Linked DNA regions of Homo sapiens: region 2 is linked to region 1. A link is an interaction called in ENCODE POLR2A ChIA-PET data of the cell type or tissue named here. Cell type or tissue: PC-9. All regions are shown on one strand. Each heading gives the region's core, and the rest is flanking DNA. Links, peaks and the distances in the headings are about the cores only. Region 1 overlaps PLA2G6 (phospholipase A2 group VI). Region 2 has its middle 13 kb from the start of CDC42EP1.

Region 1 (10,414 bases), core at 1,360-9,359:
GAGCTGAGATTGCATCATTGCACTCTAGCCTGGGCAATAGAGCAAAAACTCTGTCTAAAAAAAAAGAACGTAAAGAGAAGCACCAGGAAAGCCAAGTGCCAGTGTGGATGGGAGGGAAGGGGTCGACCTGGCATGACTGTGGCTCACATGAAACATTTCTGAGTCAAGGAACTTAAAAGGTAGCTGTATCTCAGGATGGGCACTGGGGGTCCAGGTGGGAATGATTCTTGCTTTTCATTCTGTCCTGACTGATTTTTTTCTACATGCAGGTACTATGTTTTCAATGAAAGAACAGCAGTATTAAAAAGAGAGCCAGGGGCCAGGCGCAGTGGCTCATGCTTGTAATTCCAACACACTGGGAGGTGAGAGGATCACTTGAGACCAAGAGTGTGATACCAGCCTCGGCAACATAGGGAGACCCCATCTTTACCAAAAAAATTTTAAAAATTAGCTGGCGTGGCCTGGGTGTGGTGGCTCACGCCTGTAATCCCAGCACTTTGGGAGGCCGAGGCAGGCGGATCACAAGGTCAGGAGACCAAGACCATCCTGGCGAACACGGTGAAACCCTGTCTCTACTAAAAATACAAAAAAAATTAGCCGGGTGTGGTGGCGGGCGCCTGTAGTCCCAGCTACTCTGGAGGCTGAGGCAGGAGGATGGCATGAACCCGGGAGGCAGAGCTTGCAGTGAGCCAAGATCGCGCCACTGCACTCCAGCCTGGGCGACAGAGCAAGACTCCGTCTCAAAAAAAAAAAAAATTAGCCCATGTGGTGGCACGAGCCTGTAGTCCCAGCTGCTCAGGAGGCTGAGGTGGGAGGATCACCTGAGTCCAGGAGGTTGAGGCTGCAGTGAGCCACAATCACACCACTGCACTCCAGCCTGGGCGACAGAGCTAGATGCTGTCTCAAAAAAAAGAAAGTGCTAGGAGGGTTTTACTGTCTCACTTTTGGCTCAGTGCTGTCCCCATGAGGTTCATTACAACCACAGTGTACCCATGTGACACCAGGGTCACCTCACAGCAGTCCCACTGGACCTGAAGGCAGGCCAGAGACACAGCAGGAAGAGCAAAGGGCTGGCATCGAGGCCAATGTAAGGTCAAGCCCCACTCTCTCAGCTTTGTGGCCCTCCCTGGGCACGCTTCTTAATTAACAACACTGAACCTCAGTTTCTTCGGAGAGGAAAGGGGAATAATGACCTCCACCCCATGAGTGTATTCTAAGAATTAACTGGAACACATACAACACTCAGTTCAAGGTCAGGCACCAATCAGCACCGGATAAAGGACAGCTGCAGTCGTGCATGACTATCGAGAAGCGGGTGTGCACACCCCCGCATGGAGGCAGGGTCTGCGCGGCACCATGCTGGGTGCGCAGAGGATTCTCGGTGAAAGTGGAGTTCAACAGTGGGTGGAGAATTCCCTTCCCTGAGAGCAAGAAGCATAAGATATGAATCCACATTTTCTGGGCCGGGCACAGTGGCTCACACCTGTAATCCCGGCATTTTGGGAGGCTGAGGCAGGTGGATCACTTAAGGCCAGGAGTTGGAGACCAGCCTGGGCAACATGGCAAAACCCCATCCCTACTAAAAATACGGAAACTACCCAGGCATGGTGGCACATGCCTGTAATCCCAGCTACTCAGGAAGCTGAGGCACGAGCATCACTTCAACCCAGGAGGTGGAGGTTGCAGTGAGCCGAGATCGCACCACTGCACTCTAGCCTGGGAGACATAGGGAAACTCTGTCTCAAAAAAAAAAAAAAAAAAAAAAAAAAAGGAATCCACATTTTCTGGTATAACGTAGTTGCATTCTGATGCCAAGGCAGAGAGAACATGATCTTTAGAAGAATTTTCTAATTCTAGACAATAAAACATAATCCAACATCCTGCCTTTTCTGTTCAATCTAATATATGAAATAGCTATTTAATAGTATCACCCCATCTGCTTGCCCACAATTAAAAAATCACATCTTTTGCCCAGGTAATCAAAAACGTTAACAGGAGGGCCTCTGGCACAAATGCCTACAGGAACTGGAGACAGTTTGGTTTGCTTGGTTTGAATTCCTGTAAAATAGGGTTGTCCAATATTTTGGCCTCCCTGGGCCACATCAGAAGAATTGTCTTGGGTCACACATAAAATACATGAACGCTAACAACAGCTGATCTAAAAAAAAGGTCCATGCATGGATCTCATAATGTTTTAAGAAAGTTTGTGAATTTGTGTTGGGCCACATTCAAAGCCGTCCTGGGCTGCATGCAGCCTGCAGGGCCACAGATTGGACAAGCTTGCAAAAGGTTAAGCCCAGGTCCCGCTGGCCCACGAGCCCCTCCAGGCAGGCATCTGGCTCACAGTTTGTGCTCAGGAAAAGTGGAACTGAACTAACTGACTGGAGCTGGGCCTTTTTTGGGGTTTATTTTGCTGGGTTGGAGGCCGTCCCCAGGTTTATCAAGCAAAGAGACTGAGGACGTGGCTCCTGGAAAAGGGCTGGGAGGGAAGAGCCAGGGAGGGGTCTGCACCCTCCATGAAGGAGCTCAGGCCTCAAGGACCAATGGGGGACAGTGAGAGGCCTGAGAGTGACACCTGAGCCTAGGGGCCCAAAGGGAACCGTGGACACCGGGAGGTATCAGTACCAGTCACCCTGCCCCTCCCCCTGCTCACCTGCAGCACCTGAGAATTGTCACCCTGGACAGCATAATGGAAGACGGTCTCTCCCTTGTAGTCGGTGACATCCATCTGAGTGTGGCAGTACTGCACCAGCTCCACCAGGATCTCCCCATCACCCTTGCGGCAGGCCAGGTGCAGGGGTGTGCAGCCCTCCTCGTTCTCCGCGCAATTGGCACAGCTGCAGGAGAGGGCCAGGGTGAGCAGAGGTGAGCAGGTGTGGTACAAGGTGGCAGGGGGACCTAAGTGCACATGCAGGGAAGTGCACTCGGAAACTCGGACTTTCTGGTTTATTTGAGCTCAAGAGCATTCCCGCCACTCAGCTAGTTGGGCTGATTTGAATGTAATTATATCTGATGTGACCTGTATCAGGTTTCTGTTCAGTTTGCTCACTCGTACAAGAGATGGGCCCCAGGGCCACACCAGCAGGAAGTGGGCAGGGTGGTGGCACAGGAAAGGGTCACAGAACACGGATATCTCACTAGCCTCAGGCAATTCACTTAACCTTTCTGGGCGTCAATATCCTTATCGACACAAGCTGCTGTGCCTGCCCCAGGAAATGGACAGAGTGATGGTGAGATGAGACAGTGCTGTCCAAAAGCACGCCTGGAAACTAAAGTGCAGTGAGGGTTTTTGTTTTGTTTTGTTTTTTTGAGGTGGAGTTTCACTCTTGTTGCCCAGGCTGTAATGCAGTGACACAATCTCGGCTCACTGCAACCTCCGCCTCTGGGTTCAAGCAATTCTCCTGCCTCAGCCTCCCGAGTAGCTGGGATTACAGGCGTGCGCCACCACGCCTTGCTAATTTTTTGTATTTTTAGTAGAGACGGGGTTTCACCACGTTGGCCAGGCTGGTCTCAAACTCCTGACCTCAAGTGATACACCCGCCTCGGCCTCACAAAGTGCTGGGATTACAGGTGTGAGCCACCACGCCCGGCCAGCAGTGAGGTTTTGAGTTCTGGGCCTGGGAGCTTAACTGAGCTATCTAGGATAGAGACTCAGAGGAGGTGTGGCTACCTCTGCACAAGATGGCCAACTGGTGCCCTGTGCAAGGGTGGGGACAGTGCCCTCACCAGGGGCAACAGCTGCTCCATCTGCTGGCTGAATGGATTCACAAAAGGAGGCCTTCAGCTTCCAGAAGAGCAGCCTGGGCAGACACCAAGGATCCAAGCCCCTCTTTCACCCTCTCTGGCTGAGTGACCTGCACAAGTCCTGTTAGCTCTCTCTAGAATGATGATACCTGGGCCGGGCATGGTGGCTCACGCCTGTAATCCCGGCACTTTGGGAGGCCAAGGAGGGCAGATCACCTGAGGTTAGGAGTTCGAGACCAACCTGGCCAACATGGTGAAACCCCGTCTCTACTAAAAAACACAAAAAAATTAGCCGGGCGTGGTGGCGGGCGCCTGTAGTCCCAGCTACGCGGGAGGCTGAGGCAGGAGAATGGCGTGAACCCGGGAGGCGGAGCTTGCAGTGAGCCGAGATCGCGCCACTGCACTCCAGCCTGGGCGACAGAGCGAGACTCCGTCTCAAAAAAAAAAAAAAAAAAAAAAAAAATTACCCGGGCATGATGGCACATTACTGTAATCCCAGCTATTCCGGAGGCTGAGGCAGGAGAATCACCTGAACCCAGGAGGCAGAGGGTGCAGTGAGCCAAGATCGCGCCACTGCACTCCAGCCTGGGTGACAGAATAAGACTCCGTCTCAAAATAAAATAACATAACGTAACATAAAATAAAATAAAATAAAATAAAATAAAATAAAATAAAATAAAGTAAAATAAAATGACGATACCTTGTGGGGGTTGGGAAAATTCAATTTCATGGTGGGTAGAAATCAGCTCCCACAGACCTGGCACCTGGTGAGCACTCCGGACTCTGGAAACATTACATTGTCCTTCTTACATTTTAATCTGGTAGCAACGCAGCACCTTTTTTTTTTTTTTTTTTTTTTTCCTAGAGACAAGGTCTCATTCTGTCACCCAGGCTGAAGTGCAGTGGTGCAATCATAGCTCACTGTAAACTCTAACTCCTGGGCTCAAGCAATCCTCCTGCCTCAGCATCCCAAGTAGCTAGGAGTATAGACACATGCTAATTTTTTAATTTTTTCGTAGAGACAAGGTCTTGCTATTTTGCCAGGCTGGTCTTGAACTCCTAGTCTCAAGTGATCCTCCCTCCTCAGCCTCCCAAAGTGCTGGGACTGCGTTAGTGAGCGACCATGCCAGGCCCTGCTCCTTTTTAAGTCAAACTATGGAGGGGAACCGAGGCCTGCGGCCCCCACTGCCCACACAAGCAGGTACACACACGTTGTCCAAATGGTCTTGTTCCCTTGCTCACCTGATGATACGGCTGTGATGGAAGCACTCGCGGATCCCTAGCTCCACAGCCAGGTGGGCCACTGACCAGCTGGGGTGGTTACGGATGAGGTCGGTCAGGTGCTGCAGGACCTCAGTGTGCAGGACCTGAGGGGAGCTCTCATAGAAGGGTAGCAGCTGGGAAGAATACTGATGGAAATTCACTAGGGCGTCAGCCTCCAACTCCAGCTGGAAGAGTCTGTAGAGCCAGGACAGAGGAGCAAGACCCGAAATGAGTAAGGCGGGACCCTCGGCCCACATCCCTGCTGGAATCAGAAGGTCCCCAGGCTGCGGCCTGGCCAGCTCCAGCCCGACTCCCCTCCCAAGCAAACACACACACACACACACACACACACACACACACACACACACACACACACCCCTATACACATGTAAATGACATAATGGCGTTTAGGTTAGACTTTCTTTGTTTTTTAGAGACAAGGTCTTGCTCTGTAACCCAGGCTGGGGTGCGGTGGTGTGATCATGACTCACTGCATCTTCGAATTCCTGGGCTGAAGGGATCCTCCTACCTTAGTTCCTGAGTAGCTGGGATTACAGGCATGCACCACCATGCCCAGCTAATTTTTTTTTTTTTTGAGATAGAGTCTCATTTTGTCACCCAGGCTGGAGTGCAGTGTTGTAATCTCACCTCACTGCGACCTTCACCTCCCGGGTTCAAGCAATTCTCCTACCTCAGTCTCCAGAGTAGCTGGGATTAAAGGCGTGTGCTGCCACACCTGGCTAATTTTTTGTGTTTTTAGTAGAGATGGGGTTTGGCCATGTTGCCCAGGCTGGTCTCGAACTCCTGAGCTCAGGCAATCCACCCCCCTCAGCCTCTCAAAGTGCTAGGATTTCAGGCACTAGCCACCGTGAGCCACTGTGCCTGGCCTAATTTTTTTTTATTTTTGTTGACAGGGGGTCTTGCTATGTTGCCCAGGCTGGTCTTGAACTCCTGGCCTCAAGTGTTCCTCCTGCCTCAGCCTCCAAAAGTACTGGGATTACAGGTGTGAGCCACTATGCTTGTCTAGATTTTCCTTTATTTTGAAAAACTTTCCTTTTCTTTGGTAATATCATTTATTATTTTTATATTTTATTTTACCACAGCCCTGCCATATCCACTTTCTAATTTCATTGCCACATGTGAGAGCTCCAGCCTCGAGTACTTGGCCCCTCTTCATAGTAGGAACTAAGTAAGTATTGTTTAACCTAAATGTACAGCAACAAAATATTATATAAATTATGGTATAACTATGTAATAAACTATTATGCAGTCATTAAAATGAGATATTTAAAAAAAGGGAAACTTTTCTTTTTCTTTTCTTTTCTTTTTTTTTTTTTTGAGATGGAGTTTCATTCTTGTTGCCCAGGCTGGAGTACAATGGCACGATCTCGGCTCACTGCAGCCTCCATCTCCCAGGTTCAAGTGATTCTCCTGCCTCAGCCTCCTGAGTAGCTGGGATTACAGGCACCCGCCACCATGCCCGGCTAATTTTTTGTATTTTTAGAAGAGACAGAGTTTTGTCATGTTGGCCAGGCTGATCTTAAACTCCTGGCCTCAGGTGACCTGCCTGCCTGGGCCTCCCAAAGTGCTAGGATTACAGGCATGAGCCACTGCGCCCGGCCAGCTTTGTTCATTTTTAAGTGTTGAGGTTGAGTCCAAGTTTTGCTACTAAGGTGCTGTGTGATCTTGGGAAATCCTTTTCCCTCTCTGAGCCCCATTTGAAACATGAGACTAACTGTACCTGTCCTACCTACCTCCCAGAGGTGCTGTGAGGACAGATGAAAAACCACTATAAAAGCACTTTCAAAACCATAACCATTATATGTCAGTGATGGTTACTTAAAGTTCTGACCAGGGCTTTTAACATACCAAAAGGTTTTGTCTTGCATACCTCTACAAGCGCAGCAGCCAGCCAGAGTCTAGTGAAGGCAGTGCCCAGAGAGTGTTGGCTCAACGGGACCAGCCTGTTGTTCCACAGAGAGTGCGTTGATTAACAGTTAACTACTGGGCATGTGATCTGTGCCAAATGGAGGGGTCAATTAATGAACAATTGCATAAAATGCTCTGCCCTCCTGAAGCCTTTTTTTTTTTTTTTTTTTTGAGACAGAGTCTCACTCTGTTACCCAGGCTGGAGTGCAGTGGCGCGATCTCAGCTCACTGCAACCTCTGCCCCCTGGGTTCAAGTGATTCTCCTGCAATTCTCCTGCTTCAGCCTCCCTAGTAGCTGGGATTACAGGCGCTTGCTACCACGCCCAGCTAATTTTTGTATTTTTAGTAGGCACAGGGTTTCGCCATGTTGGCCAGGCTGGTCTCGAACTCCTCACCTCAAGTGATCCACCCATCTTGGTCTCCCAAAGTGCTGGGATTACAGGCGTGAGCCACTGTGCTTGGCCCGAGCCTATGTTATTATGGAGGAGATCAACAAAATGACTAAAGTAAAAACATAGAATAAGGAAGTACATTAAATAAACTATAACGTAATCAGTGTTACAGAAACAACAAAAACCACAACAAAGATAGGGAAGGAGGAGGCGGAAGGAAGCCATTCCTCATTGCCCTTGGCTGGGTTTTTCCTTCATCTCACCAGCCTCTCAACATCAGGGTACTCCACATCAAGTGTTGCCGATATGTCAGAGAATGACAACTGAAAACTCATCACTGGAATTAGCATCACGGAGGCATGCACGACCTTGACAACATTACTTTTAGTGGAATGGAGGGAACCAAGGCCTGATTAAAGTGGGTTTAAGGACACAATGTGAGAATCTGAAGATTGCAAAGATAGATATTTTTGAGGAGTTTTGCTGTGGTGAGGAGCAAATAAAGGAAAGGATAGCGAATGGGGAAAGTGTAATCAGGCATTTGAATGCTGACGGGAACGATGATTCTCTCTCAGAACTTCCACTTTCCATTAACAGCAGACTAGGGAATGTGAAACAGACCACCTACTGAGGACAGCCAGAAATGCTGGACAAATTATTAAAAAACATCTGCTGGCAGGCACTGGATACCTCAAAAGACACTGATGACTCACCAGGCTGGAAGGAATGATGGAAACCCAGGAATTGCAGTGTTCAGGTGGCTGTTACTGGAGAGGATGGGCAGACGAGCAGCACCAGTAACAGCCTCATGGGGCTCAGGACACAGGGACTGGAGCCCAGGCGTCTGCCAAGAGGAGAGCCCTGATGAACATCTCTTACTTTGGGTTAGGGTCCTAAAGAACTACGTAGCCTAGGAATAAGGGTGAGCCATACACAGACACGCTCTCACAGAGACCACAGTTCAGCCTCAAGTGATTTCAGTTCCAGAAACTAGACTGAGGTTATCCTAGTTGCAATGGGAGAAGCAAAAATAAATTCATTCTTTGTAAGGAAACATCAAACTAGGCTCTAGATTATTTCTTTTTTTTTTTTTTTTTTTTTTTTTGAGACGGAGTCTCGCTCTGTCACCCAGGCTGGAGTGCAGTGGCGTGATCTCGGCTCACTGCAACCTCTGCCTCCTGGTTCAAGTGATTCTCCTGCCTCAGCCTCCCGAGTAGCAGGGATTACAGGAACGTGCCACCATGCTCAGCTAATTTTTTGTATTTTTAGTAGAGATGGGGTTTCACCATGTTAGCCAGGATGGTCTTGATCTCCTGATCTCGTGATCCACCTGCCTCAGCCTCCCAAAGTGCTGGGATTACAGGCATGAGCCACTGCGCCCGGCCATTCCAGATTATTTCTACGAGCATACTTGCAAATACAATGACCAACACATAATCAAAACTCACCAGGCATATGTGGAGATAAGACATGAAAGAAAACCAACAGAAACAATATACAAAAGAAACATATCTGTGAGGGGACTGTAAATATTTAAGTTATCCAAAATAGACTTTAAAGTAACTGTGATAACATTCGAGAGGTTAAAAAAGGAAATTTAGAATTTTGGTGAAGAGTTTTGAATGATCAAAAAAGCATCAAATGGAAATTACAAAATTAAAAAATATAATCAGGAAAGAGTAAACAGAATAAAGCATGGAGAGACAGAAGAATACAAAATATAGTAGAGTACATAAGAGACACAGACTATCTAATAAAAGATCTAGCATACATACATAAGTGGAGGATCAGAGGCAGAGTAGAAAAAGAATCAAATGGAAGCTACATTTGAAAAGTTAATGTCTGCAAACTTTCCAAAACTGATTTTTAAAAAACATTATAGGTCAGGCACAGTGGCTCATACCTGTAATCCCACCACTTTGGGAGGCCAAGGTGGGTGGATCACCTGAGGTCAGGAATTCCAGACTAGCCATGGCGAAACCCCATGTCTACTAAAAATATAAAAATTAGCCGGGCGTGGCGGTGGGTGCCTATAATCCCAGCTACTTGGGAGGCTAAGGCAGGGGAATTGCTTGAACCAGCGGGGCGGAGGTTGCAGTGAGCCGAGATCACGCTACTTCACTCCAGCTTAGGCAAAAGAGTGAAACTCCATCTCTGATCACGCTACTTCACTCCAGCTTAGGCAAAAGAGTGAAACTCCATCTCCAAATAAATAAATAAAATTATTCTGCTGATTTAACATACCCTATAAGCCCTCCCTGACCCCACCACCAAAAAAAAAAAAAAAAACACATAGAAAAAAACAAAAAACAAGAAAGCCCCAGAAATCCACGCTTAGCACCTTGTAGGGGTTTTAAAACAGGGCCCCCTAAAATCACTGATATTCCTTGCACTGAGCAGTGGGAATTTGTATCTCTTTACCCTTTAATCTGGCGATGTAACTGCGTTACCAACAGAATATGGCAAAAGTGATGCCGTCCCAGCTTCCAGACCAATGCCTTAAGAGACTGGAAGTTTCTATTTCTCTTCTCTTGGGACCCAGCCATCATGCCTCAAGGAGGCTGAAGCAAGCCATGGTGACGACTCTTGGTCCTGGGCCCTGAGCCCTGAATGAACTACCAGCCAACAGCCAGCACCAACTTGCCAGTTGCGAGTTACCTTATATGGTGCCATATAAAGTAAAGCTGAGGCTTTCCCACTGAGCTCTGCTCAAATTGCAGATTTAAGGACTAAATAAATGATTCCTTTTATAAGCCACTGTGTTCTGGAGTAGTTTGTTACACAGCAATAACTGATAATGATACATATGTTGCACAATATGTATTGTATGTAACATAACAATTGCTGATATATGTGCCACATTACACCTGTTGAAAATAAAATACAAGGAGGAAATATTTAAAATAGCAGAGGGAAAAAAGTTATCTTCAAAGGGCAACCATTAGAATGACAGCTGGCTTCTCAACAATGGAACCCAGAGATAATGGAATGACTTCCTTAAAGAGCTGAAAAGAAAATAAATGCTGGCCAGGCACGGCGGCTCATGCCTATAATCCCAGCACTTTGGGAGGCCAAGGCAGGCAAAT
Region 2 (10,414 bases), core at 1,252-9,251, 600 kb before region 1:
AAAGAAAGTAAGTAGGGCCTAGGAAGTTGAACCCCAGTCTTCTGCCTCTCCAGTGGGGTTTAAAGCAGAACTGGCCTTTTTTTTTTTTTTTTTTTTTTTTTTTTTGAGACTAGGAATTGCCCTGTGGCCCAGGCTGGAGCGCAGTGGTGCAATCATGGCTCACTGCAGCCTGCTCAAACTCCTGGGCTCAGGCGATCCTCCTGCCTCAGCCTCCTGAGTAGCACCACCATGCCCAGCTCATTTTCTTTTCTTTTCTTTTCTTTTTCTTTTTGAGATGGAGTCTCGCTCTGTCACCCAGGCTGGAGTGCAATGGCATGATCTCAGCTCACTGCAACATCCGCTTCCCAGCTTCAAGCAATTCTCCTGCCTCAGCCTCCCAAGGAGCTGGGATTACAGGCATGTGCCACCACACCCTAGAGATGGAGTCTCACTGTGTTCATTAGGCTGGTCTCAAACTCTGGGCCTCAAGCATTCGGCCATTTCTTGATTCAAACGTCACAAACTTAGAGGGCAAAAGAGTGAAAAGTAAGGATCCCAGCTCCTACCCAAGACTCCTGGAGGAATTTCATCAAGTGTTCAAGGACCCTGAGGCAGGTTGGGAAACTGCAAACCAGTGGGTAAGAGCCCATGTCCAGGTGGACGCCTCACAAGTCACAGGGTTTTTGTGATGTTGGGCAAGTTTCTTAGCTTCTGTAGGTCTCAGTTTCCCCATCAGTGAAATGGGAACAAATCTTAGTACCTACTGCGACATAGGATTGTGGTGAGGATGACATGAATCAACACGGATGAGGCTCAGAGCAGTGCCAGGCGGGCAGTACATGCTCAATAAACAGTAGGGTTTTTAAAAGTATTTTGAAAGATTCAGGCCGGGCACGGTGGCTCACGCCTGTAATCCCAGCACTTTGGGAGGCCAAGGTGGACAGATCACCTAAGGTTGGGAGTTCCAGACCAGCCTGACCAACATGGAGAAACCCCGTCTCAACCGAAAATACAAAGAAATTGGCCAGGCGCGGTGGCTCACGCCTGTAATCCCAGCACTTTGGGAGGCCGAGGTGGGTGGATCACCTGAGGTTGGGAGTTCGAGACCAGCCTGACCAACGTGGAGAAACCCCGTCTCTACTAAAAATACAAAATTAGGTGGGCGTGGTGGCACATGCCTGTAATCCCAGCTACTAGGGAGGCTGAGGCAGGAGAATTGCTTGAACCTGGGAGGCGGAGGTTGCAGTGAGCCGAGATCACACCACTGCACTCCAGCCTGGGCAACAAGAGCGAAACTCCATCTGAAAAAAATAAAATAAAATAAAATAAAAAATAAAAAAAACACAAAAAATTAGCCAGGCGTGGTGGCAGATGCCTGTAGTCCCAGCTACTCGGGAGGCTGAGGCAGGAGAATGCCATGAACCCGGGAGGCGGAGCTTGCAGTGAGCCGAGATTGCACCACTGCACTCCAGACGGGGAGAGAGAGCGAGACTCCATCTCAAAAAAAAAAAAAAAAATACTGGCTGGGCGTTGTGGTGCATACCTGTAATCCCAGCTACTCGGGAGGCTGAGGCAGGAGAATCACTTGAACCCGGGAGGCAGAGGTTGCGATGAGCCGAGATAGCACGACTGCGCTCCAGCCTGAGCCCACAAGAGTGAAACTTTGTCTCGAAAGAAGGAAAGAAAGGAAGGAAGGAAAGAGACAGAAAGAAGGAAGGAAGGAAGGGAGGAAGGGAGGAAGGAGGAAAGGAGGAAAGAAGGAAAGAAGAAGGAAAGAAAAGAAGGAAAGAAAGACTCACTTCCCAAGGAGAAACCATTTGGGTGAGTCCTTGTCATCAGAGAGGAATGCTCCCCATACCTGCCTGGTAGAAGGCTCAGGCCTGGGGCCTCCTTATAAATCCCAAGACCTGTCCCACCCAGACCTGCCCAGTCAGAGACTTGGAGAAGGGGAGCTGATATTTTGGGTTTATTTGTTTTTGTTTTTGAGACAGAGACTCGCTCTGTCGCCCAGGCTGGAGTGCACTGGTGCAATCTGGGCTCCCTGCAACCTCCACCTCCCGAGTTCAAGCGATTCTCCTGCCTCTGCCTCCCGAGTAGCTGGGACTACAGGCGCACCACCACATCTGGATTTTTTTTTTAATAGAGACAGGGTTTCACCATGTTGGCCAGGCTAGTCTCAAGCTCCTGACCTCAGGAGATCCACCCCCCAACCGTCGGCCTCTCAAAGTGCTGGGATTACAGGCATGAGCCACCGCGCCCGGCCAGAAGCTGATGTTTTGAACCACAGCCCCAGGGAGTTTCTTGGATCAGGCAAGTCTGGGAATCCTAGAGGCTGCGTATCAGGTCCTTCTTTGAAGACTCTTCTGGTGAAACACCTTCCGCCCACCTGTCAACATGTCCTTGGGGTAAAGCCAACTTTCTCTTCTTCTCAATTAATAATAATGTTTCCTAACTGGAATTGGGTGCACACTAGTGCCAGGTGCTTTCTAAAATATAAATTAATTAATTTCATCCACCAGTAGCCCTCTGGGGCAATTATTTTTAGCTCCATCTTACAGAGGGGGAAACTGAGGCCAGGGGAGTTCATAACTCACCCAAGGTTACACAGCTGGAAATTTGGAAGAGCCAAGACTCTCTTCCCCACCACAGAACAGCCTGTGCGAGCCGCCCCAGCGCCTGGAGGCACCGACCCAGAGCGGGTCTCACAAGGCTGAAAACCTGGGGTCTTCCCAGGGCAGTAGGGCGGCTTCATGGAACTAGAGGCTGTAGTCCCAGTCCCAGTCCCCAGGCCCTTCCCCTCGCCAAGTCTGCATAGCCACATCAAATTGTGGTGGTTCCTTTACCAGGCTCCCCTCTGCCTTCCTGCCTGGGGCAAAAGAGGGCGCTCCAGAGCCACAGAAAGTCCACTGGGACAAATGACCTCATCCTTCCACCCCAGCCCTCCACTCCCTAAAACCTCCCCTCCTTCCCTCACCTGTGCCTTTCTCCAACCCTATCATGTCACTAGCACTTCTCTAGAAGTGCCATGCCTTTGGCCAGGTTGTTTCCTGGGCCAGGCACACTCTTTCACAATTTTAGGCTTCTATATTGAGAGGGTGGCCTCCTTCCTCCAGGAAGCCCTCCCTGGCTGCCTCCTCTGAGCTAGCTAGCTCCAATGTGCCCCCACGGCCTCTGGGGGATGACTGCCCCAAGCATCAACCATGTTGTGCCCTAAGGGGCTGGGGTCCGGGAGGGGAGACGAGGACAGGGGTCACCTACCTCCTTTTGGGTTAGGTGAGGGAGCGTGTGGGGGATGGGGCAGGCCTCCCTCTGCCCGGCCTCTTCTGGACCAGCGACCCTGACCCTCAGGCCCTCGGTCAATACCCATTGGGCAACTACAGGATCGATCGGCTGGGGCTGCCTGGAGGGGGAGGTAGGCAGGGTTGTTTGCTTCCCCAGGGGCACCTTTGGCCAGCCCCACCCCTCCGTGGAGGTCTCCCCTGCCGGTCTCAGCCTCTTGACGTCCTCACCCCTCCTCTGGGATTGTGCAGGCAGCGGGGGGAAAAAGAGGGAGGCAGCAGCAGATGGGGGCTGACCCGGGAGCTGGCTCAACGCCCTGCCCTAGGGATGGAGAGACTGAGGCCGCCAGAGCCTGGTCAAGCCAGAGCTGAAGCCTCCGGCCCCAGCGGGACGGGAAGGAATCTGGTCTCCTCCTTCCTGGCTCCCTCAGCCCCGCCCCCATCAGAGCTGGGGAGGCCCCGGGATGGGAGGAGAGGACTGGGGCGGGGCACCCAGACTTGGAGTGGGGCCTGGAGCCCGGGATGCTTCCTGCGGACCTTCAACTCCCACATTCCAGGCTGTTCCCAAGACTCCTCGCTCCTCCTCCCTTCTCTACCCATCCCGTGTTGCGGGCGGGGGCGCGGGTGTTAGTGGCCAGGGTCTGAGCTAGCTGCCTGGGGCCTGTGGGGGTACTCGGGGGCCCCTCCTAGGGAGGGATTAGATCTACACTAGAGGGGCTGCCCTGGAGGCCTGTCCAAGCACCACCCAAGGGTACTTGTGATTGTCGTAAACAGGAAGCCCCCCTTTCCCCACCGCACCATGTAGACAGGCCCTGTGTGTCCAGACGCTGCGCTCTGGAGGCCGGGGGCTCTTGACCTCCCCGGCTGCGTTTCCTGTTAGCTGAGCCAGAGGAGAAAGAAGGGGACTGAAATGGGCTGGACAGGGGAGGTGCCTCAGGGAGTGAGAGCAGAAGGGGAAAGAGCCAAGGAGTGAAAGGCCAGAGCTGCCTGGCACACAGTAGGTGGTCAATAGTCTGTGGCCTGAGGTTGGGTAAGAAGGGAGGGGCCCCTCTGAGGAGAGCCATACAGTTGCCGGGAAGAGTGGAGGATTCACCCCACTGCCACCAAGGCCTGGCACATAGTAGGTGCTCAGGAAATATTTGAGATCCATGTTTAGAGTAGGCCGGGAGGAGGCGTTCTTGGAAGAGAGCAGTGTTTCTGGAGAAGAAAATGAGGCCACCCCGGCCTTGCAGCCCGCTGCGGGCTCAGCATTCCCCCACCGTCCCTGTCTGGCCCCCGCCCCGCCCTGTGGCTGCCTGGGCCAGGCCACTGTCTCAAGGCCCTTTATTTTTAAAATCCCTGCGGTGTTCCTGCCCCAAGACTAAGGAGCAGTGCCAGCCAACAGCTCAGCCTGCGGCCTGGGCTCAGGGCCTAAAGGCGCCAGGGGTGGGGCATCTGGCCACCCCACAGCTGCTGGCCCAGCCGGCCTGCCTGAGCAGGGTGAGGAGGCCCCTGGAATGCCCCCACCCTGGGCCCGAGGCATTAGTCCTTAGTCCCTGGTGAAGGGACAGAGGCCCACAAGGGTGGCAAGCAGGCTTTGCATGTTGAATATAGTAGCTTGTTCCTCCCACATCTTCCAAACAAATACGGGCACAGCACCTACTGTGTGTAAGGAGGAGGCGCGAGCTGGACCTCGTGGGGTGACAAAGGGGTGAGACATGCTTTCTCTTTTCCAGGGAGTCAGGGCCTGCAGAGGAAACAGGCATCGCAGTTGTGGGCATTTCTTGAAAGAGCCACGGACTGGAATCTAAGAGGCCTCTGGGCCCCAGTCCTGGCTCCATCCCTTCCCAGCTGTGTGGACTTGGGCAAGGCATTTGGTCTCTCTAAGCTTCTCTACAAAGGAAAACAATCACAGCTACCATGGAAGGCTGCTGTCTGTCACTAGACACAGCGATGAGCAACGCAGTCACCATCCCTGCCCTCACGGAGGTTAATGTCATGGGGGAAGGTGGTCCCCTGAACAAGGTCATGGCAGTCACCAGAGGCACAGAGCAGCAGCACGGAAGGGAGGGTGCTGGGGGGCAGGGGTGGGAGAGAACTTAATTTATGTGTTTTGGTTTTTTGAGACAGAGTTTTCGCTTTTTCTGCCCAGGCTGGAGGCAATGGCATAATTTCGGCTACCGCAACCTCCACCTCCCGGGTTCAAGTGATTCTCCTGCCTCAGCCTCCCGAGTAGCTGGGATTACAGGCACACACCACCACACCCGGCTGATTTTTGTGTTTTTAGTAGAGACAGGGTTTCACCATGTGGGCCAGCCTGGTCTCGAACTCCTGACCTCAGGCGATCTGCCCACCTCAGCCTCCCAAAGTGTTGGGATTACAGGCATGAGCCACCACGCCCAGCCAAGAACTTAGTTTAGATCCCTGGTCCCGTAGGCCCCTGAGGAGGGGACGTTTGAGCCGAGCAGAAAACAGCCTCTCACTTATCTGGGAAAAGAGTATTCTCTGCAGAAGAAAGAGTATTCTCTGCCAGGGCCCTGAGGCAGCAGGTGACAGGTATAGAAATGAAAGGACTTTGTAAACCCTTGAGGGCTGTGCGCCTGGCAGGAGGTGCTATTATTATTATTATTATTTGTTTTTTTGAGAAGGAATCTCACTCTGTCGCCCAGGCTGGAGTGCAGTGGCGCAATCTCAGCTGCAAGCAACGCCTCTCGGTTTCACGCCATTCTCCTGCCTCAGCCTCCTGAGTAGCTGGGATTACAGGCACCTGCCACCACGCCCGGCTAACTTTTTTGTATTTTTTTAGTAGAAACGGGGTTTTACCATGTTAGCCAGGATGGTCTCGATCTCCTGACCTTGTAATCCACCCACCTCGGCCTCCTAAAGTGCTGGGATTACAGGCGTGAGCCACCACACCCAGCCTATTATTATTTGTTTGTTTTTTTTTTTTGAGACGGAATCTCGCTCTGTCGCCCAGGCTGGAGTGCAGTGGTGCAATCTCAGCTCACTGCAACCTCTGCCTCCCAGGTTCAAGCAATTCTTCTGTCACAGCCTTCAGAGTAGCTGGGATTACAGGTAAGCACCACCACGCCCAACTAACTTTTGTATTTTTAGTAAAGACGGGGTTTCACCATGTTGGCCAGGCTGGTCTCTAACTCCTGACTTTGTGATCCGCCCACCTCGGCCTCCCAAAGTGCTGGGATTACAGGTGTGAGCCACCGCGCCCGGCCAGGAGGTACTATTATTGTCAGTGTCACTATGTCAAGCGGGGAGGAGGCAGGGATGTCAGGCAGATCACACCACAGCTAAGAGCTGCCCCTGAACTCCCCTTCCCTTCACTTGCTCCCCTAGAGAATGCCAGGCTGGCCAGCCAGCATGTGTGGGCCTTTGCCCTACAAAGGGAGTTCACTCCGGCCCAACTCGTTTTTGCCTTTGATCCTCCCAACAGCTGTGGAGTAAGGCAGGCAGGGTATATTATCACATATACCCATTTGATGGATGGGGAAACTGAGGTGGGGTGCAGGATGGTGGGGGTGTCTCACTAAGATCACCCAGCTCATTCATGGCAAAGCTGGCCAGGTGTAGTGGCTCATGCCTGTAATCCCAACACTTTGGGAGGCTGAGATGGGAGGATCACTTAAGCCCAGGAGTTCGAGACCAGCCTGGGCAACATAGCAAGCCCATGTCTCTACAATAATTTAAAAAATTAGCCGAGCTGAGCATGGTGGTATGCATCTGTGGTCCTAGCTACTCAGGAAGCTGAGGCGGGAGGATCGCTTGAGCCCAGGAGGTCGAGGCTGCAGTAAGCCATATTCATGCCACTGTACTCCAGCCTGGGCGACAGAGCAAGACCCTGTCTCAAAAAAAAAAAAAAAAAAAAAAAAAAAAAGACCAAGCTGAGCCGTGCAACCAAGTAGCCCAGTTCCCAGGCTAATCCATTTGCTCTGAGGTGGTCCCTTGGGAAGCCATCCTTGACTCCCCCCAAAAAACATTTCCTGCTTCACCCCAGCATCTGTCCCAGCACCCACAAACCAGATGAGCTTCTTTCCAGCACACAGACTCCACCAGGAGGTGCCAGCCACCCCTCAGGCTCCAGCCAGAGAAGAATGTGGCCTGACCCTCCCCGTGGGAGCTCTGGCCAGCAGGCCTTGGCAGAAGTGAGGCCGGCTGAGTCAACAAGAGGCTGGCAGGGGCTCAAGCTGCCCACTGAGGGGGAGTCAGAGACCCAGAGGGGGCTGCCTATTCTCCAACTCTCACTCTCTGCGAGATCCCCCCTCCTGCTTGGTAGGCGCCAGCCAGCCTGGTTAACCCCTGCAGACCCAATCGAGGAATGGCCTGGTGAGAATCCACTGTCAATCTCCTTTGGAACGGTGGTGTGGGACTTCAGGTAGGTCGCTTCACCTCTCTGGGCAGTTTTCTTGCCTGTGAGATCCTCCACTTGCCCATGAGGATGTTGTCAGAGTCTTTATGAATTCATAAAGATGACTCTGCACATAAAACCCTAAACCATCGCGTCCCCTCTCTGCAGCCTGGGAGTGTGAATTTCTGAGTTCAAAGGCAGTGGCTGGGCCGGGCGCCGTGGCTAACGCCTATAATCCCAGCACTTTGGGAGTCCGAGGCGGGCAGATCACCTGAGCTCAGGAGTTTGAGACCACCCTGGGCAACATGGTGAAACTCCATGTCTACTAAAATACAAAAAATTAGCCAGGTGTGGTGGTGCGCACCTGTAGTCCCAGCTACTCCGGAGGCTGAGGCACCAGAATCTCTTGAACCTGGGAGGCGGAGGTTGCAGTGAGCCAAGAGTGCACCACTGCACTCTGGCTTAGGCTACAGAGTGAGACTCTGTCTCCAAAAAAAAAACCACAAAGGCAGTGGCTGTGCCCTGCTGCCAGGTGCTGAACTGGTGCTTCATGAGTGTTTGCTGTGATGTGAAAGTTAAGTCCATGAAACAAATGAGAAAAGTACAAGGAGTTTGAGCCTCTGCAATGATTATGACACACCCGCAACCTGTGTTTCTAAAGCTCCTTTCGCAGACATGTTTGATCACAGGCATTGTTTGTTTGTTTGTTTTTGGGTGTTTTTTGGTTTTTTTTGAGACACAGTCTCACTCTGTCACCAAGCTGGAGTGCAGTGACGCGATCTCAGCTCACTGAAGAGCTGAGATCTCTCTCTGCCTCCCGGGTTCAAGTGATTCTCCTGCCTCAGCCTCCTGAGTAGCTGGGAATACAGGCATGCACCACCTCACCTGGCTAATTTTTGTATTTTTAGTAGAGACGCGGTTTCACTATGTTGGCCAGGCTGGTCTCAATCTCTTGACCTCGTGATCTGCCTACCTCGCCCTCCCAAAGTGGTGGGATTACAGGCGTGAGCCACCACGCCCGGCCCATCATAGGCATTGTTACTCCCACTTGACAGATGAGAAAACTGAGGCACGGGGAGGCTAAAGAACTTGCCCAAGATCCACAACTGGTACTACTTGGAGCCAGGTCTTCTTCTGACTTTCTGCAAAGGGAAGCATCTGGGGAACTCTCTGTTCTCAGAGGTGGAAAGAGGAGCAGTGAGCAGAGGTTATGACGAGTTGATTTCTGCTCCATTTCAGGGAGAAATTCTTGGCTGGCAGAGCTGTCCTCTTGGGGGAGTGGTGAGCTTCCAGTCACCAAAGGGATGTAAGTAGAGGCAACAGCCATCAGTCAGGGTTGCTTCTGAACAATTCCTGCCCCAGAAGGATGTGTATACAGGACGTGAGGTTCCTCCTCACCCCTGGAGACCGGAGGAGATCATGGTCCCTCTGAGCGTGGTCCCAGAGCCTTTGCCCTCAAGGCAGCAGGCCACTGAGAGGCGACAGACCTGGACTCAAATCCAGCGTGACCATTTCCAAGCCATGAGACGTTACTTCACCTCCTTGGCCTCAGTTTCCTCATCTGCACAATGGCGTTGTGAGGATCAGAGCAAATATAAGTGGAACTTCAAGCTCTGAGCTGTGTCTGGCAATCAGGAGATGCTCAGTTAATGCTCCTCCTGCTTCTGCTCTTCTTCTTATCATCAATCCAGGAAAGAGAGGAGGAAACCAGGAGCTAGGAAGCAGGTTTGGGGCATAGGAGGTTGCTGGGTGAACCCAGGACCTAGAGCCAGGAGCGCCAGGTCCGACTCCCAGCTCTTTGATGAACAGGCAGGTGCCATGGGCAAAAGGTGTGTTCCCTTGTCCATTTCTGTCTCTGCCACACAAAGGAGATCATGAACATGGAAGTGCTTCATTAACCAAAGTGGACGGGCTTTTGTTAGAAGAAAACAGAGAGATCCACGTGTCCAGGAATGAGCGCGTGGCCATGGGGGTGAGGAAGGCGCCCCCACAGCCCACCCAGGCAGGGCCACGTGAAGCCCCCAGGGCTGGGCCAGGCTGGAGGAGGCCATGCAGGAGATGGTCAGGGCAAAGCAGGACTGGCCTGCAGCCCAAGGGCCTATCTCTTAGGCCAGGGTGGGCCACAGAGAATAGGCCATTGTTTCTGCTCCTCAAATACTTTTCCTGTCCCCCCTCCATGCCCCTCCTCTCTCCACCCCACCCACCTCACAGTGAGAACAAAGGTCTCCTGGAGGACCCCTCCCCACCACCCTTCCATCCAGGCCCCGAACCACCTGGCCCAGGTCTGGAGAGCACATTTCTATCACCCAGGGACAACAGGGTCACCTGGCCCTGACCCCTTCTGCTGCCCCTCCCGCCCCCTCCAACTGCAGCCACCGCGGACCCCCACTCCGCCTTCAGTCCATCCATCTGTCTGTCCTCCTCAGGGGTGGGGCTGGAGGAACTGACCCCACATCCTTCCTCAACCCCCCTCCAACTTCTTGCTCTCCAGGAGAAAGGGAGCCAGAGGGGTTGGGGGGGCCTCCCCACCCCCATTTCCCTGCGGATCAGTGAACAAGAAACCAGAGCTGGGTCGGCCTGGAAGGCTCCGCCTGAGAAAGCTCTTCCACAGGCCAGCCCTTTTCCCAGAGCCTGGAATTCCAGAGGCGTTTCCGGCTCTGACAGCTGTCTCCTGGAGACGTGCCCTCCCCGTGGGCCTCACAGCCACGCCCTCCAAAATGCCCCTGGGATTAACTCCCATCCTGACCCTACTGCTCCCAAGAATCCTTTTGCACCCAGACATCACCTCGAGGAGCAGCTGGGTGACACAGATAGGGAC

What was found. ChIA-PET counts read pairs that join two places held together with the same protein. Peaks named below come from ENCODE experiments on the same cell type or tissue, not always from the same donor. Only the 100,000 strongest peaks of a DNase experiment are listed, where the experiment ranks them.
Region 2: POLR2A ChIA-PET joins it to region 1 with 15 read pairs; 2 of 35 experiments call an interaction of 5 or more read pairs at or near these places.

The regions. Positions count from the first base shown.
Region 1 is chr22:38,140,452-38,150,865 of GRCh38, forward strand. It overlaps PLA2G6 (phospholipase A2 group VI), which reads right to left. Exons shown (of 17, transcript NM_003560.4): 3 at 4,987-5,202; 4 at 2,654-2,837. Among named protein-coding and RNA genes, the nearest start is that of BAIAP2L2, 35 kb to the left of the region's middle. RefSeq lists an enhancer at 2,298-2,798. In PC-9, for the core only: a CTCF peak has its summit at 3,780 (motif pointing left); DNase peaks (open chromatin) are centred at 3,120, 5,500, 7,430, 8,060 and 1 weaker place; H3K27ac peaks cover 4,020 bases.
Region 2 is chr22:37,542,462-37,552,875 of GRCh38, forward strand. No RefSeq gene overlaps it. Among named protein-coding and RNA genes, the nearest start is that of CDC42EP1, 13 kb to the right of the region's middle. RefSeq lists enhancers at 9,575-10,156, 10,157-10,414, 10,330-10,414 and a cis regulatory region at 10,394-10,411. In PC-9, for the core only: CTCF peaks have their summits at 2,852 (motif pointing right) and 7,284 (motif pointing right); DNase peaks (open chromatin) are centred at 1,853, 2,880, 4,710 and 7,330; H3K27ac peaks cover 2,413 bases.